Linked DNA regions of Homo sapiens: region 1 is linked to region 2. A link is a loop called in an ENCODE intact Hi-C map of the cell type or tissue named here. Cell type or tissue: GM12878. All regions are shown on one strand.

The links. A loop is a pair of places that touch in the nucleus more often than their neighbours do. Peaks named below come from ENCODE experiments on the same cell type or tissue, not always from the same donor. Only the 100,000 strongest peaks of a DNase experiment are listed, where the experiment ranks them.
Region 1: a loop joins it to region 2, with 8 times the contacts of the local background. A loop is called at or near these places in 3 of 110 quality-filtered maps.

Annotation. Positions count from the first base shown.
Region 1 is chr9:26,721,524-26,726,523 of GRCh38, reverse strand. LOC105376000 (a long non-coding RNA gene) reads left to right here and starts at 1,581. Exons shown (of 4, transcript XR_001746638.2): 1 at 1,581-1,760; 2 at 1,952-2,088; 3 at 2,693-5,000. In GM12878, a CTCF peak has its summit at 2,836 (motif pointing left); no DNase peak of the experiment used is centred here.
Region 2 is chr9:26,854,475-26,859,474 of GRCh38, reverse strand. The region is part of intron 5 of CAAP1 (caspase activity and apoptosis inhibitor 1); the gene reads left to right. Among named protein-coding and RNA genes, the nearest start is that of CAAP1, 36 kb to the left of the region's middle. In GM12878, a CTCF peak has its summit at 2,879 (motif pointing right); a DNase peak (open chromatin) is centred at 2,904.

The sequences.
Region 1 (5,000 bases), 130 kb after region 2:
CATAATTATATATGATATTATCAAAATAATATAAAGGAATATGCTGTGGTTTAGTCATGGAGTAATTAATGAACTATTGTAAAGGGTATGCAGAATTTCTCTGTTGCTTCTCAGAAGCTTTATGTATTTCAGAAATTTCCTACATTTTTGTGGTTATTGGAAGTGACCTTTCTTGTTTCCAAGCATCGTATACATGCATATTATGTTTATTTAAAAAACATTTAATCTTTTGATTTGTAAAGGGAGAGGGAGTATGCTATATGTTCAGTCCATCATCTTGAAACTTGAAGTTCTATGCTTGCAAATGTTTTTAGCTTCTTAATTTTCTTATTTTACTTGAATTTCCTCTTAATTAAGAAGGTTGTGCATAGTAGCAGTGTTGGGGCAGTGTGGTGCTGAGAAAGAGTCATGGGTATATCAACATTTTTATTTATACAATGTGAGGTGGAAAGAAAAAGAGAAAAATTATGCATGAAAGCAGAATGAAAAGAGGTTAGAAATAATGAAATAGTTCCCTTCAGACATTCAATATTTGAAAGAAGGCTTAAGGCTTAGGGGTTTCCAAAGAGGTAACAAGATAAAAACAAAGAGAAAAAACATTGGCTTGAAATTCAGGGGATGGAAACATCTTCCCAGTTCTGCCGTTCCCACTTGGTCATTTGGCCAGCTGGCATCAGGTCTCTGGGCCTTGGTTTCCTTCTCTGTAAAATGGTTGTGAAGGAGGGCTATTACTCAGATGGTTTTAATTGTCTGGTTCATGTCTTGCAACAATTAAATCAACACCTGATTCATCAAAGCTCTGGGGAATTCCTTGCTGGCGGTTTAAAAATAGAGTTCTGTGGAAAAAAACAAATGACGAATCCAATATGTGAACATGCCATTTTGTTTGAAAAGAGGGAATGAGAGTGAAATGCTAGAAACCAGAGATGCTAGACTATTTTTAGCAGGAATATTAATATAGAAGTAGTAAACTGTGAAACTTTAAGTTTGGCATAACCTAGCCACAAAAAAGGAGATCAATCACACTGAGCAAAAAAAAAAAAATAATCATATGGAAACAGTGTCCATTTTTAACAGTGACTGTCTGCCTCACCACCTTTGTGGCAATAAGGTAGATATAAACAAATTGATTTTTGAGAAAATGAGACCAACTCACCAAATATTTAATTTATATATATACACACACATGCATACAGCTACAAAAACTATAACTGAATACCAATAACTAAATATGACTTGTCCATGTGGATACTGTGCCTAAGTGTCTTATCAAACAATGGAACATACAAGAAAAATTGAAAGTAGAGTGCTTTTTGAGTAAAAGAGGGTTAGACATGAGGACACTGCCTTATATCTTTGAATATCTTATATCTCTTTGTGTCTTTGAAGATTTGTTTTTGTATTATACTATTAATGGAAAGAGTAGAACAGAAAGGGGAATATGACCCAAGTTTATTCTTCCTTGCTCAGAGTGAGGAAATAGCAGCTTTCAAAAGGTAAAAGCCAAAGAATTTGAAATAGGTGGAACAAAAAAGATTGATGATTGGAATAAATGGAGATTTCCTTAATTTTTTATTCAGCAGATATTTGCCAATGGCCTATTATGAACCGTACCCTAAAAGCTTCACAAAGGAAAAGTGAATGGGCAGACGGGAATTTGATGTTTCTAAAAGACATGTGTGACCTGATGTGGAATTAATATACCAATATGTGAAATTTCCAGAAAGTAAGAGAATGTAAGTGGGGAGTGAGGAGTAAAGGTGAGTAAAGGTGTGTGGTAAATGAGATGGGGGTGGGGGGGAATGACAGTTCCAGAAACCATATGGGAAGAGAATATGAAATGCAGAAATGTTTTAGATAAAAATGTCATGAGCATTGGCAAAATAATTAGAAGCTGGGCTGCCAGAAAGCAATGGAAAAGAATATGATTAACATAAAAATGTATTGACAGGCTTGAAGGAGTTATTGTGATGATCACACCTGGAATTAAGGCACCATGGAGGAGCTAACTGGAATGAGACTGCAGAGATACAATGGGCACAATACAGTATGTATTGTAATGAAGGAGGAAGCACACGTTTATTTTTGGTAAGAAAAGAGCATGACTCTTACTTGCTGTAAACAGGAGAACTTGAACATACAGAAGGTGAAGAGGAAAGGAACCAACATTTTTTGGCCTTACTGTCTTTAAGCCACTTGACATAGGTCATCTCGTTAAGCATAACAGCTCTAGGATATTATACCCATTTTGCATAAGAAAAAAACCAAAGCTCAGAAATTGTAAGTAATTGGCCAAGATCACACAGCTAGTAAGTGGCAGTGCTGGAATTCCAACTCAGGTGCACCTGCTTTAAAAGTAAGCAAGGGTGTAGCAGTCAAGATCAGACCAGGAGACCAAAACCACACCGATTCATTTTACTAAATTGAATATTAAAAATTGCACTAAAGGTGTTAATGAACTGAAAATGCAAAAAGTGAACATTAAGATAATCACAGATGTGGCAGCTTCGGGAAGCAGTGACAAGGCATTGGGTTGGGGGAACAAATGTCTGCGAGGAGGTTGAAATCGTCAAACCTAGGAGCTTGGAGGAAAGGCCCCCTGGGGCTGGAACCCAGAACTCTGGGGAAGATGCACTCCTTGCTGGTGCTGGTGTCTACGAGAGCGTGAGTCGAGGCTGTTTTGTAATTGCAGGAAAAACTACAAACTGGAATCAAATCCTGCTACAGGAGCAAGTTGCTGCTGCCAGGGTGAAGAAACGCTGCTGGGGTGATGCCCATAGCAACATGACGCCGACAGGACAGGCAAGTCCCTTCCACCCTCCGGCTTCCCTTAGTGCCCCCTGTTGGCTGAGTCTAACAAAGCAGCTGGCAAGGTGGTTCTCAGAATTCCTGCCCCATCACAAAGCCCAGCACAGAAGGGTGGGTCTGAAGCGGGATATGTAGCTTGATGATTGGAACAAAGAACAGAGGCTAAGGAAAACAGTTTCGTTATCTCCCCCATAACAGTTCAGAAGAGTTTTATGCTTAACAGAAGGAAAGACAGATTTTAATATTGGCTTTGGAGGAAGGGACATAAACAAGTTACGTTTCACTGATTTCTGCAAATTCGTGCAAAATTAAAACTACAGAATACATTGGAAAGAAATATACCTTTAGAATCTCCAAGTACATAGAGAACTGCTTTACTTAGGCGTTACATAAATACAAACGCATATTAATTACCCTGTTCAGTGAGGTAGAAAAAAGACAATTAATTGTTTAGCTGCTGAAGATTCTTTATTATTAGGACAGAAGGACAATTAGCTTTAAAAGCATTGCTCAGAACATGTATTTTTTTTTCCCCAAATGTTGCTTTTTTTTTTTTTTTTTTCCGAAACAGAACAAACCAAGCCCTTTCCCGCAAGAACTACATTGTGAAGAAAGCAAATGCTAAGTAGGAATTAGAAAAAAGAAAACATGCCTAAAGCCCATGGGAATGACAATTCCTGGTTAACTGTAAAAAATGGGGAATGTAATTGAGACAGATGACCAGATTTAGGAAAAATAAACCTCACCATTAAAATCTAATTAAATATTTACATTTCAGCATTAAGTTTCTTCTCAAAAGTTTTGTGAGCAGCGGGGTGACAGTGAAGATTATTGACTATAATTTGCCGAAGTTTTTTAAACTAAATTAGTTTTGTGCAATGTATGGAAGGTTTACTCAGCCGCACTTATCCAGCGGCTGCTTTATTATTCTTTTAAAGTGAATCATTTATAACTGTTCTCAGAGATCTTTTATCAGCTACTTATCTCCTTCAACTGGACTTGTGATGCCAAGGGATAAAATGAATTGCTGGCTAATATTGTGAGAATTAATCAGACCACAACAGCAGGAGAGTAATGACTTACTTACAGTCAGATATTTGCATTTGGCAGTAAAATCACAACAAAAATATAAGGATGTTTAATCTTTTGCTTCGACTGGAGCACGGGAACATGTTGGCAATACAAAAGAAATACAATAATCGTGTGTTTTAATTTTGGGTGTTTACCTAATCTGAGGGATTTATTTATTCTAGGAAGAAAGCTCTTATTTGATGTGAAGATTTTTTTTTCATTTTGCAGCACCTTAGATTGGTCTTGTTTCCTGAAATTTTTTTTTTTTTTTCTGTTAGAGATCTTTGGACAGATGAACTGAGCCTTTTGCCCCTCATCTCACCTTTCTCCAAAATATGCTGGTTCTGTTATCTTTGTTTCCTTTCTGTCCCTTGGCCCCTTGGTAACTTAGAAGAAAGGAGTGGCACAACCAAGACCAAGGGTGGCAACGTTACTGCTGCTATTCTGTTGAAATGATTTCATGTGCTGCTTGTTCTCTTTTCTTAGAGTCTGGCAGTTTCAAAAAGTAGGATTAGGTTCTTAGTTGCTATGTAAACACTAAAGAAGGTATGCAGTGAGAAATTATTTCCTGATTTGAGTCTATAAATCAAATGCTTTGGAGAGCATTTCCTATAATCAGAAGCCACTTTCTTCAATTTATATGTCTGTATCAGTGTGTTAATGGCATCCATTACTGTTTGGTTCTGGTAAGTTGTAGAAAGTTGTCCTCCTCAGTAACTGTATGGTTTTTGGCCTTTTCTGGATACATGCCCATGTGTATGTCGTATACATATGTTAGTGTGCCTGTTCACACTAATACACATATTTTTTCCCTTTTCAGAAGTCGTGTAGTATCTAAGTGGGAAAGCTAAGTAGAAAAGCACATAAACTCAAAGAGACCTAAGTTTAAATCTCTTTTAAAGGCTATTTCCTGGTCATGTTATTCACCTCTTGGAACTTTATTTTCCTCATGAATAAAATGAGGATTACAAACCTACCTTGCAGAGTTGTTGTGAGGATTAGAGATTATAAATGAAACGTGCCTGACACTTGCTCAACAAATGACAGTAGCGATTGTTCCTATAATCCACGGATAATCAGCACCTTTGGATTTCTTGCACTTCTTGTGGGTTTCTGGTTAA
Region 2 (5,000 bases):
TAAGAAAAGCTAGAATGGGCAGGTTGATTTCCAGTTCCTAGGAAAAAGGAATGGAGACCACAAATTAGCCAATGTTACCTTGTAAGAGAAGATGTTTTTCTGTTCCCATGTTCACACACTCAGAATTGTTTAGAACTCCCTTCCTAGTGTCAACAGGCTGTTGTACTGTGATTTCTTTATGAGAACTTCAGTCATGTGAAAAACCAGTCATGAAGGTGCAGAGAGGGAGAGAAGAAGACCTCCAATGAGCCAGATGTCAAAAGTCCAGGCCTTTTATGCTTAGGAGCCTGTAACCACACTCAGGTTCTCAAGGAGGTATGAGACATTAGGAACACACTGATGGCATCAAGCAGAGTTGAGAAGACATAAGATCAAAGTGTAGCAGTACCATTGTACAATACAGTTCATGCTCATGTTGTGACTAAATGATTAGCAAATAGTTAAATTAAGTTTTAACCTTTTTTTTTTTTTTTTTTTTGAGACAGTCTCTCGCTCTATTGCCCAGGCTGGAGTGCATGGCGCAATATCGGCTCACTGCCAGCTCCGCCTCCCAGGTTCACACCATTCTCCTGCCTCAGCCTCCTGAGTAGCTGGGACTACAGGCACCTGCCACCATTCCTAGCTAATTTCTTTTTCTTTTTTTTTTTTTTTTGAGATGGAGCCTCCCTCTGTCGCCCAGGCTGGAGTGCAGTGGTGCAATATCAGCTCACTGCAAGCTCCACCTCCCAGGTTCACACCATTCCCCTGCCTCAGCCTCCCAAGTAGCTGGGACTACAGGCGCTCCCCACCACGCCCGGCTAATTTTTTGTATTTTTTAGTAGAGACGGGGTTTCACCGTGTTAACCAGGATGGTCTTGATCTCCTGACCTCGTGATCTGCCTGCCTTAGCCTCCCAAAGTGCTGGGATTACAGGCGTGAGCCACCGCACCCAGCCAGTTTTAACCTTTTTTTAAAAAGCAGGGAATTAAAGTCTTTTAGAAGAATATCTACTAAATGATTAAAATATAAAATGTTTTATTGCATAATGGATAAGTTACTTAGAATATTTATTTATGGAAAACATCTTCCAGATAAATATTAATATAGCTGAAATCTGACTAGATAGTAACTTGCTTGAAGTTACCAAACAAGCTGAGGTATATCAAGAAATAGAAATCCTGATAGGCTCAATAAAGATTATTCCCTGTTTTCTAAGTGCACTAATATTGTCTATTTGTAATGTGCATAACCTGCAAAATCTAATATCTCTAACTTTTCTTGCATAACTAGCTATTTTTGTTCACAGTGAGCTCAATAAAAGCAGAATATAAGCTCCTTGTGAATGCATTGTCATTTTAATGGCTTGACCAATTGAGACAATTCACTGAAGCTTATTTAGTACGAAAGTAACCTTTTGTTCAGTAGACCAAAATATAAAGCAGCATTGAATTTTCTTTTTGCTCTTTCAGAATAAAATAAATCATATCATGTGACCTATTAATGGTATATAAGTTATTTAAATTACATTATCAGTATTTAGAGCATTTAAAATACTGAAGTATTGCTTGAATAATACACAAGTATTAATTATGAATTAAGTTGAAATTGGCATTTTTTTGTCTAGTACTGGTTTCATTCATCTTTGTTGCTAGAAAATATTTTTGAAACCGGCAGTACTGAAGATGAGTATCAGATTTTACACTAACTTCCACTGCACTTTAATAATGAGCTAATAAAAGGAACTACCTTTACAGTGAAAATGTTATTTAAATGTAAATATAATCTATTGGTTCAATGATTGGTACTGTAGTAAAACAGAAACTCTTCTGTTAGAAATTCTTCCTTTCTTTCTTTTTTGTTTTTGTTTTTGTTTTTTTGCTCTGTCACCTAGGCTGGAGTGCAGTGGTGTGATTTCAGCTCACTGTAACCTCCATCTCTTGGGTTAAAGCAATTCTCCTGCCTCAGCCTGCCGAGTAGCTGGCATTACAGATGCCCACTACCACACCCGGCTAATTTTTGTATTTTTAGTAGAGATGGGGTTTTACCATGTTGGTCAGGCTAGTCCCGAACTCCCTACCTCAGGTGATCCACCCACCTTGGCCTTCCAAAGTGTTGGGATTACAGGCGTGAGCCACCATACCCGGCCAGAAATTATTTCTTAAATCATTCATTTCACTCAGAATGTAGTTGTATAAGAAACATCAGTTATAGTTTTTACTCATTAGCACAGCTGTAGCACATGTGTAGGTGTATGTGTGCATGCGCATACCTGTGCAAGCTCACATGTACAAGTTTCAGATCTTATGTTAATTTCCTTGAGGATTTCAGAGATTGCTGCTTTTCATATAATGGTGGCTTATATAAATTTTCTGAATTGGTCAGTTGTGCTCTAGTTAAAAATAAAAACTGTTGAAGGTATTTCATTTGTAGACAATATTTTTAAAATATCAAGTATCTGCTAATGTTAAGTTTACTCAAGACATTCAGCAATAGTAAAATATTGGTCTGTATTTAAATTGTTGCTTTAAAGTTTACAGTTGGAGAAGTATGTCATTTTGTGAACTATTTTCCTTTGTAAATTCAAAAATTAAGTTCTTATGGTTTTTGTATTTTTTCTTGGAAGTTTTCATGAGAGAAATTTTAAAACTATACATGAGAAATAGCTTTGTTAAGTTAGATTGAGGAGTTGAGGTTTATAGTTGCTGTAAAATATTTGAAGGACTATTAAATGGAAGCGTGATTAGATTTTTTTCTGTATGGCCTTGGAGAAAAAAAATAGAACCAATAGATAGCATTATCATTAGACAAAATTTTTTGGTCTAACACAGTGGACTGCCTTCTAAGACATGTTTCTGATGCTGAAGGTGTTTGGACACAGGCCACATAAATAGCCACTTGGTGGTGCTGTTGTAGAGGATTCAAGCAATGGTTGGCTGTTTGGCCTTGATCTTCTAGTTCCTTTCTAGCTGTCAGGTTTTAAGACCAGTGCCTAGTGCATTGTTTGTACTTAGGAAGAATGGTTAATAACTGTTTTCCTAAATTGTTTAATGGAAGCAATGTGAAATATACACTCTTTTTTGCTATCTCTACATTTTTTATTCTATTGGAAGAAAAGAAAATATGTTTGATTTAGTCTTTGATCTGTTTAATGGTTCCTTAAAATATATTCATTTGAATACAGTCATTAAAATAAATAATATAATTAAATGGTATATAAAATGACCAAAATCAATGAAGATATTTACATCTTATTTTGAATATTTGTACATTAACTGTCGCATGTGAGAATCTTTTCCCTAAAGACATGCAAGCACAAAATATGCACACAGAGTTTTGCTTTAAATAGGCTCAAATTCTACCCCCCCCCTTTTAAAAAAAATTACTGGCCAGGCTCATGCCCACACCCACAATCCCAGAGTTTTAGGAGGCCGAGGAGGGAGGATCGCTTCAACCCAGGAAGGAGGTCGAAGCTGCAGTGAGCCATGATTGCACCACAAAGATTTCAGTATTTTGAGAGAAATGTTTATTTTTATGTGTCCTTAAGTACTCATTTTAAACATTCTATCCTGTGATGTGTATCATAGGATCTTAGACACACTCTTAAGGCATCTACTTTGGAGGTCACATAGTGTAAACCTTCAGTCATTATTGGGACACTGAGTTCTTTTTAGTCATTACGCTCTTACCCAGTTCATTAGGGAAAGCAGCTCTTTACCAAAGTGCTCCTACCAAAGGAAAGACAGTAAATACTAGGCTTGAATCCAGATTTGGTTACCAGTTTCAGAACTCTTTACACACAGCACATCATAGTCTATGATTTAATTTGCAGTTTTGGCTGCTACATCGTATAGTTGATACACGATGAACTTACATTTTATTTTTTATTAAAGGCTTTTTTTTTGGTAGCAGCTTTAGGTTTACAGAAAAAGTGAGCAGGAAGTACAGAGAGTTCCCATATACCTGCTTACCAACTCTTCCCCAAGTGAACCAATTTGTACATTATTATTAACCAAGTCCATAATTTATGATTAGGGCTTAACCTTTGTGTTGTACATTCTGTGGGTTTTGATAATTTTATAATGACATCAATCCACTATTACAATATATAGAATATTTTCACTGCCTTAAAAGTCTTCTGTGTTCTACCTATTTATCCTGCCCACTCTCTCCCCCCCAACTCCTGACAACCACTGATCGTTTTATAGTCCCTATAGTTATGCTTGTCCTGGAATCTCTGTAGTTTTGAATCATACAGTGTGTAGCCTTTTCAGATTGTTTTCTGTCACTCAGTATTTGAAGTTCCTCTATGTCTTTGTGTGGCTTGATAACACATTTTGTTTTATTGCTGAATATTTTCCATTGCATGGATGTACAGCAGTTTGTTCATCCATTCACCCATAACATCTTGGATGCTTCCAAGTTTTGGCAATTATGGATAAAATAGTGTGCAGGTTTTTGTGTGGACATAACTTTGCAACCCATTTGGATAAATACCAAGTTTAGTTTTGTAAGAAATTGCTTAATTGTATTCCAAAGTGTACCATTTTGCATTCCCACTGACAATGAATGAGAGTTCCCATTGCTCCACATTCCTATCAGCATTTGGTAGTGTCAGTGTTTTGGATTTTGGTCATTCTAATAGGCATATAAGTAATCTCTTGTTTCTTATGCAATTCCCTAATGATATGTGATGTTGAACATCTTTCATACACTTATTTGCCATTTCTATATTTTTGGTGAGTTGTCTTCTCAGATCATTTGTGCATTTTAAAAACTGGGTTGTTTTCGTATTGTTGCTTTAAGAGGTCTCTATATATTTTGGATACCAGTGCTTTGTCACATATGTTTTGCAGATGTTTTCTGTGAATCTGTAACTTGTCTTTTTGTTCTCTTACTATTTATTCATATTTAATACACAGACTCTAGGTGTATGTTTGGTACATACTATGTTTATTCAGGTGAGACTTTGTAAATATATCATTTAAGGGACCCACAAGAAGAAGATACATTCAGCTGAACCC